Linked DNA regions of Homo sapiens: region 2 is linked to region 1. A link is an interaction called in ENCODE POLR2A ChIA-PET data of the cell type or tissue named here. Cell type or tissue: GM12878. All regions are shown on one strand. Each heading gives the region's core, and the rest is flanking DNA. Links, peaks and the distances in the headings are about the cores only.

Evidence for each region. Peaks named below come from ENCODE experiments on the same cell type or tissue, not always from the same donor. Only the 100,000 strongest peaks of a DNase experiment are listed, where the experiment ranks them.
Region 2: POLR2A ChIA-PET joins it to region 1 with 5 read pairs; 2 of 35 experiments call an interaction of 5 or more read pairs at or near these places.

What each region holds. Positions count from the first base shown.
Region 1 is chr4:113,772,804-113,777,206 of GRCh38, forward strand. No RefSeq gene overlaps it. Among named protein-coding and RNA genes, the nearest start is that of CAMK2D, 13 kb to the left of the region's middle. In GM12878, for the core only: no CTCF peak of the experiment used is centred there; no DNase peak of the experiment used is centred there.
Region 2 is chr4:114,038,315-114,042,717 of GRCh38, forward strand. No RefSeq gene overlaps it. Among named protein-coding and RNA genes, the nearest start is that of ARSJ, 61 kb to the left of the region's middle. In GM12878, for the core only: no CTCF peak of the experiment used is centred there; a DNase peak (open chromatin) is centred at 2,427.

The DNA.
Region 1 (4,403 bases), core at 80-4,079:
TCAGGTGGGCACTTGGAGAACTTTTATGTCTAGCTGAAGGATTGTAAATGCACGAATCAGCACCCTGTGTCTAGCTCAAGGTTTGTAAATGTGCCAATCAGTGCTCTGTGTCTAGCTAAGCTGGTGGGGACTTGGAGAACTTTTGTGTCTAGCTAAAGGATTGTAAATGCACCAATCAGCACCCTGTCAAAATGGGCCAATCAGCTCTCTGTAAAATGGGTCAATCAGCTCTCTGTAAAATGGACCAATCAGCAGGATGTGGGTGGGGTCAGATAAAGGAATAAAAGCAGGCTGCCCAAGCAAACAAAGGTAACCCGCTCAGGTCGCCTTCAGTGCTGGGTAAGCTGTTGTTTTGCTCTTCGCAATAAATCTTGTTGCTGTTCACTCTTTGGGTATGTGCTGCCTTTATGAGCTGTAACACTTAGAAGGTCTGCAGCCTCGCTTTTGAGGCCAGCGAGACCACGAACCCACAGGAAGGAACGAACAACTCCAGATGCGCCGCCTTTAAGAGCTGTAACACACACCACCAATGTCCGCAGCTTCACTCCTGAAGTCAGCCGGACCACGAACCCACCCGTAAGAAGAAACTCCGGACACACTATGTTTTAGAACTTTAACACTCACTGCTGGAGTCTGTGGCTTCATTCTTGAAGTCAGTGAGACCAAGAACCCACCAATTCCGAACACATCTGGGATTACGGGGGTGAGCCACTGCGCCCTGCCTAAAATTTTCCTTCATTGAATATATTTTACTTGTACAGTAAAAAGCAAGGAGTACTACAAAGAAATACAACTTCTGAATTTACGTATATTTGTGTATTAGAATGTAGATTCCAGAATCAGAAGTGCGGAATTTGTAAGCTCTGTGATTGAGATTTGGTGATGGGGAAATAGGATAGGGACCAGGAATAACTTCTTTGCATGGCCTAGTTTCACAGTAATCTGGTAAGATATATAATATTTTTCATTTTATGAATGAGAAAACGTGGGTACAAAATGTTTAAATAACTTTCTCACTGAAAATATGGGTCAATTCAAATTTAATACTCAAGAATATCTAAGATAATAGTAACGGGTAACATTTGTTGGGTGTTTGCTATATGACTCAGAACCTTCTGAGATAGTTGTCTATTATCCTCATTTTATAGATGAGGAAACGGGCACAGTCATGTGTGTTCAAAGGAAGTGACTGAGTAAGGAAGCAAATTCAGGTAGGCTGAGCCCCAAAGCTTGTATTTTTAATCACTGCATATTACCTTCCATATTTTTATTCATTTCCTATGCCACAGCTAGATACTCATAGATATCTATACTTTTCAGATGGGCAATGCTGAAAATATTTAGCTATTTAAGTTTGGCTGATTTTTAAGGGGAAGAGCAGTGTGAAGTGAGCAAATGGACTGTAGAAGTAATTTGTTTTCTGAGGAAAATCAGTTGAATTTCCTTCTTTGCTAATTAGCAACCCTAGTCCCTAAGTGTCAAATAATATCAGCCAGTCAGCACTGCTTTTCCAGAGAGATTGGTGACTTGTTTTCTAAACACACTACTTCTGTAGTTACTATAATATGTCCTGCTATAGAAGTTTGGCTAAGCCCGTCTTTCCTCTCTTCCTTTTAGGGATCACCTTTAGTTTTTACCTCTCCCTGGTTCTGGTACCTCCATACCCCAATTTAGTATTCTATTTTATATTAAGATAATTCAAGTAATGGTCTGCAAATCTAGACTAAGTTGTAAGGAGGGGAAAGGAATGATAAACTTCCTAAATCCTCACTGCATATCCCAGCAACTAGAGACAAACTCATTTTCTTTTTTCTTTTTGATACAGAGTGTCACTCTGTCACCCAGGCTGGAGTGCAGTGGCACAATCTCGGCTTGCTGCAACCTCCACCTCCTGGGTTCAAGCAATTCTCCTGCCTCAGCCTCCTGAGTAGCTGGGACTGCAGGCATGCACCACCACGCCCAGCTAAGAAAACTCATTTTCTTAATGCCTTTCTCCTGGCTTCACCCCCAAGCCCCATCTCAAATCCTTATCCCATTTCCAAGATCTGCTTCCTGATCTTTAGGCTCTTCCAACAGGCTGGCAAGGTCAGAATGTGGATATTTTCAGAAATGTGAAGGAAGGATTAACGTTCATGTGGATTCTGTCAATAGCTATCACGGCCCTCTGTTTAAGTCTGTGCGGTCTGGCTTCCATCCGTCTACTCTGAGGATCCTGCTTATGACCAAGGACTCCCAATGATCAAATCCAGCCAACTGAGTTAAGCCTCAACCTCATGTGAATCTATAGAAATCTGCATAGCCAGTTACCACTTCTGAACTGTTTTGACTCAATTCAATTCCAACATGAAGTCACCAAATGTTAGCACAGACTCTGCAGGTTAAGGGCTCAGCTCCACAAAACTGTCCCCACTTCGGACTTCTGTCCCAAGTCCCAGGTTGCCACATGTATGTATAACCAGCTGGCTATAAATTATGGGGAGGGGTTCCCATATTCCCCTCCACAGGTTTGATAATTTGTTAGAAACACTCACAAAACCCAGGAAAACAGTTGGCCATTTTATTATAAGAGATAGGAGTTTACAATCCTTGGAGTAATAATGTGTGACTGATGTTTCCTTGTTTGTCATTTCTAGCAATTTCCAAATCCTATAATTCTGTACTAAAAGTATCTCTTTCAACTCCAATTAGGATTTATTCCTTCCCACTTATATGTGGTTACGGAGGGTGTCCTTATTAAAGAATGCAAATGAACAGCCAGGTGAAGAGGCCCAGAATGGTTCCCAATGCAGGAGCTTCTGTTCCATGGAATTGGGGGTGTGCTACCTCCCAGCACATGGACCAAATTTAAGTGTGCATCAACCTGGCTGTTCCCCAAAACCCATCATTTAGAGTTGTTTATGGAGGTTTTCAGTTATGGAGGAATGATTTATTAAATCAGGCCATATTGATTAATTCAGTCTTTAGCTCCCTCTCCTCTCCCTGGAGTGAGGGGAGGGGCTGAAGTTTCTAACCCTCTATTCATGCTTTAGCTTTTCCAGTGACCAGAACCCATCCTATCTGGGGGACCACAGCCACCAGTCATCTCATTAGCTTACAAAAGAGACAACTCCTGAGATTTCAAGGGTTTTAGAAGCTGAGTGCCAGAAACTGGTGACAAAGACCAAATACATACGTATTACACCATCTTTTCTTGAAACTGTCTTCCTTGGACTTTCTCAATTCCAGTTCTCCTGGTATTTCTACTGCTACGAATTGTTCCTTCATTATTCATTTTGTTGCCTTGTTCTTCCTTTCCTTTTTTCTTAAACTTGGGTCTTTCCCACTGCTTTGGCATGTATAACACTGCCAAAGCCCTTAGCCATTATCTCCATATAGATAAATCACACATTGTGATAATTAGTCTCAGTAGTTCTGAATAGCTCATTCTTATTTCCCACTTCCTTTTTGTTGACAACGTGTATCCTTTCTAAAGTTTCAATATCTGCTTGCGGTACAATTTTCCTATTTATTCAAATTCAATCGGAGTAATAATGCTTGACTGCTCTTCCCTTGTATTAATTTCCAACAAGTATCAAATCCCATAGATTCTGTATTAAAAGTATTTCTTTCATCTGTCCATTAGGATTTATTCCTTCCCACTTACATGCCATCATCATGAAGGGAGCTTTTATTATCATGGCTCAGTGACTGCCATGTCTCCTGACTGTTTCACCTATTGAGCCACCTCTTCCAAACTACCAGCTTATGGCTTCAGTCTTCTATGATTCCCATTGGTCACCTTCTATATTAAAAATGAGAACAACTTAAGAAATTAGGTCCTAAAATAAATTTCCCAGCGTATGCATTCCTTCCATAATAACTATTACTTATTTAGCATATACTATGTGCCAAAAACATCATTAGCCATGTTACTGATAGAGACAGGAGACAGCCAAGGGTCCCCGGCAAAACCCCACCTTTAAGCCTAAAGCAGCCTGACGGCTGAAAAGCCGTACTGCAGGTCCTGGATGAAGCCAGGCTTTTCCCGACTGATTGTTCCTGAATGATGCCCATCTGCGCACTGGGAAGACGGGGTGGAGCCTTGGGAAGTTCCCGCCATTTGCAAGGGGGAGGAACCTGGCCTCTCCTGTTCCTGTGTGGTGACCTGGGATTCAATCTGTGAGGCGGGAAACCTGCTAGCAGTACTCTCTCTCACTTTGCTGAGAGTTATTTTTCCTTTTTTCTTTTCGCCCAATAAACCCTGCTCTACTCACCCTCCAATGCATCCGCGTGCCTAAATTTTCCTGGTTGTGTAACAAGACCCTGTTTTTTTTCCAACAACATTTTATATATCACTTTTAACCTCTTCGACAACTCAGAAAACTAAAGCTTATTATATCTATTGTAGGTTTTAGCAAACAAGA
Region 2 (4,403 bases), core at 271-4,270, 270 kb after region 1:
GGTAAGGTGGGAGGTTTTTTAATAAAAATAGCCAAAATATAAGCCTTTCACAATTTTAGTACATTACTACTAGTCTTTAGAGGGAAGTGATCAAAAGTGGTAAAATTATGAAGCTTATGGCATTTTACAAATTTATTTCAAACATGAGTCTTGGGCTACATTTACTGACTCCATTTTTACATGTAACTGGAAACTAAGTTGAACTTCTAGCCCCAATTTTTAATTCCTGTATTTGGGATCAACTCTTCCATCCCTCTAACTCTTCGTTTAGAGCTGGTCATTTGAACCTCTTCATACAGAATGGGTACTTTTTACATCATGTGGGCCTGAACGTGCAAAAAGGAAAAGAATGAGTTATAAAAAGGCTCTGATCTCCAAGGTCCTGTTGTCTCAACAAACTCTATTTCATTGAGCCTCTTTCCCATTACAAAACTGTTCATATCTGTAATTTTTCTCTCAAGTATTCACTAAGAATTGTTTCTGTTCTTTCTTTTGGTGGGATGAGAATATTTGGAAATGCTGATTGGAAGTACCATATGCCTATCTCTGCCCTTTCTTTAAAGGATCATGTTTGCTTAGTATTTTCTGTGTCACAGAATCAAATATTTACCCTCCCTGCAGCAGTAACGGCTGTTCTTAAAATCATTTACTTTCTTCTACAATAGAGTACTTCTGACTAATTTTTTCATGTCCAGAGATGTGTGCTTTACATTTATGTGTTGGAGGATGCTGGTACCAACCAAGTGGCTATGTGATGAATGTGTTGTTTTTTGGTCTCTTTGTTTAATCTCATGTTTCTGGGTGGGCCAGAGTTGAATTTTGAACTAATGAATTTTGAAATATCAAACTCATACATCTGGACTCTAACATGCAATTGTTTCACAATCACGAACAATCTGTAAATATTAAATTGGCTTGAGAGTCTAAGTATTTTAAGACACAATAAAGCAGTACCTCTTTAATTCCACATTTCAAATAGGGCCTCTCAACCAATCAAATGTATGCCTCACATTGAATTTTGAAGAGTGCAGGGAAATTGCCATTCCAGAAAAACAGATAGTCCTAAGGTAGGTAAGAATTCCCATTCTTTTCTGAACTTATAGACGATAAAGTTTAGCAACTAAATAAAAATTTAAAGGAAACATTTTAAAACTTAGATTATTTATTTCCTCCTCAATTGGTTCAGGGAATTTAAGCTATAAAAAAAATAGAATAAAATCACCCGTGATAAACATCTGGTTGAGTTTTGCTAGTTATTTGTATTTTAAGCATTCCAGCTTTCACTATTTGAATGAATGGAATTGAAGTGGGATAATTGTTACTGTTCATAACTCTGAACTTTCAAAAGAGAACATAGCATTGTTTTTGAAACCTTAGTAATGTGGGAAATTGTTTGTCATTCAATTAACTTGCTCATTTTTGGTGAACATTGCATGCCCCAGCAGAAGTGGTGTGGTTTAATGGGTGGATTTTCTAGCTATCAGAGTCTCTAACTCTCTACTCAACGATAACCAGGGTGAAAGTGTCTGTTAGAACATAGGTCTCTTGTCCAGCTAGAGACCCTTTAAAGAAAGGAATCTGGGGAAAGTCTGGCAGAATTGTAAATAAAACATATGGTTTAGTTATACCAGAGTGGGTGCCCACAGAAACGAAATGCTTGATAATAAGCATTCCACTTATTTCTAAGTGGAGAAGAATATTCTTGTTTGATTTTATTACATAAGAATTTTGTTTTAGCAAAATATAGAACAGATGGAAAAATTCAATTGCCATTGGTAGCAGTTTTTGCCTGTTTCATGTGCAAAATAAATATGAAGATAATTAAGATAATTTCTAAATTACCACTAATTTACATGTTTTAGTGAAAATGGGCTGGTGTATTGTTCCTTAGATAATAGAGATTTAAAAAACGTTTCTTATGGCAAATTTTAACTGTATAAAACAGTAAAGAGAATAGTATAATGAAATCCCATTACCCACTATCAAATTTAAACAATCTGAATCACAGAAGTAACTTTTTTCTATCATAATTTCACAGAACTTGAGAAACATTGGGCCTCAAAGAGATCAGCCTGGTAACAATAACAGTATTTTGCAGATGTGGCGGTTGAGGGCTAACAAAATTGAGGGAGCTGACCAAAGTCACTCAGTAGCAAAGCCAGAAGTAGAAACCCTGTCTTCCAGTTGACAGCTTAGCAGCATAAAATATGCAAACTTTATTTTTGATTTTCAGTTTTTTAAACTGGAAAGTGAAACTAATAATCATAATTTACAGTGTTGCTTTGAGTGGAAGCCATGTAAAGAGGCTAGGTCCTTTTCTGGAAAGTAATAGGTCATCCAAAACATAGATCCCTTTCTTTCCTTCCTCACTTATCTCTAGCATCTGTAACCACACATGGTAAAAACCACTCTGTTCAGCCTGGGAGGCCACCCTGAAACAGAAACTTCAGCCCTGGGTGAAAAGCCTCTATCAGAAACCACAGAGGTTAGGAGGGAAGGTGGGAAAGCACAAATACCTAAGCTCAGAAAAGAAGGCGAAAATGTTAACAGTTGGCCTTCTGTCCAGAGAGGCAATGGAGTGGACAGTGTACAGCCAAATCCCCAAATCAGGCAGCTATTAATATATGAGCTAGACATCCCACAAGTCACACTTAGGACTGGGGCACTGTTCTGGTTTGTCTTAGGGATCTGGATCTCTGGATTATGAGTAGAGCAGAGCTGATGAGGTGAGTGACAAATACTGAAAGGGAATTCATATGTAAGCACATTAAGGAGAGAAACGAGAGGCAGAGGCTAAGATCAAGATCAGAGATCAATTTTGCCCCGATGTTTGTTTCTTAAATGCCAACTAAAATAATTTTGGAATTTAATTTATTGCCTCTTTGTTTATGCATGAATTCTTTATGTAGATGTCAGGTAATAGTGTAACATCTTAGCAATTTGTGAACATATGGAAACCAATGACTCTGTGTTCTTGGAATCTCTGCTGAGATTTTTATCTTGTAGCATGGACAAAGATCCCAATCAATGGGCATTGCCTGCAGCTGTTACATGCATGTAACAATCTACTTTTATTCAAGCGTACTGGAATCATTTGTCCACTGACTTCCTTTGAAGAGTGAAATGAAATAATAAGTTATAGTTAATGTTTCTGTTATTAAAAACTCTGCCTTTTAATGTATTAACTTTTTTTTCTTATTAAAGTGCTTATTAAGTAATAATCTCTTTGGCCTGGCTTACATGGTCAGATTGTCTGATATTATGAGCTTTGGTCACTTTCGAATTCCACAAATAAATACCATAACATTTTTGTACAATATCACTTAATAAATCAAAATAACTTAAAATCTAGCCAATTATTGTTACTGTTTTTTTCCTTCTTAACACATGTGTGTTTTATCAAATCTCAAATCCTGTTATAGATAAAGAATGCTGGTCGGGCATGGTGGCTCACGCCTGTAATCCCAGCACTTTGGGAAGCTGAGGTGGGCAGATCACCTGAAGTCAGGAGTTCGAGACCAGCCTGGCCAACATGGCAAAACCCCATCTCTACTAAAAAGTACAAAAACTAGACAGGCGTTGTGGTGGGCACCTGTAATCCCAGCTACTCAGGAAGCTGAGGCAGGAGAATAGCTTGAACCTGGGAGGAAGAGGTTGCAGTGAGCTGAAATGGCACCACTGCGCTCCAGCCTGGGCAACAAGAGTGAGACTCCACCTCAAAAAAAAAAAAAAAAGTGCTGAATTTAGGCTTCTCTTTTGTCAGTTGGCAGAGAACATCTTACTATTAATGTAATTTGTTATTTAGAAATTCAAACTGGCATATAAGAAACATCTCACTCAAAATTGAGTCTTCTGCAGTTTAGAAATAATTTAAATGAAGCAACAATATTTTATAACAATCGAAGTACCTAAAGTAAGACTTGAACACTTACCAAAGAAAATAATTTTTTTTTGTCTTTCTATAGTTCAGTAGTTCAAAAAATACATAAAGCAAGCAGCAATCATTAACATATACTTCTGGCATTGTTTTTGTGATTAGCCCACTTTAACAGTAACTTTAGGGAATGGCTAACTTTAGGGAATGGCTAACAGTAACTTTAGTGAATGGCTCACAAGGTGTTAAGTTTGATTGAGAAAGAGCAATGCATGGATGAGATGTGGATTCTAACAGGGTAGGTTGGTTGTATACACTGCTTGGTGAGATCTGATAGAGGAGTGGGGAAGCCATGGAGAAACGTAAGTGGACGGAGGTAGGAAGTTAAGACCTAGAATAGGAAGTGCATGTATGGTACACAGATAGACTTCACTTACCTCACATCTTTGACTTTGGCTGATCTCATTAGGATCGTATTATTTTACAAAACAAGTTCCATGACTTCCTCTGTAACTCAATTTGCCATTCA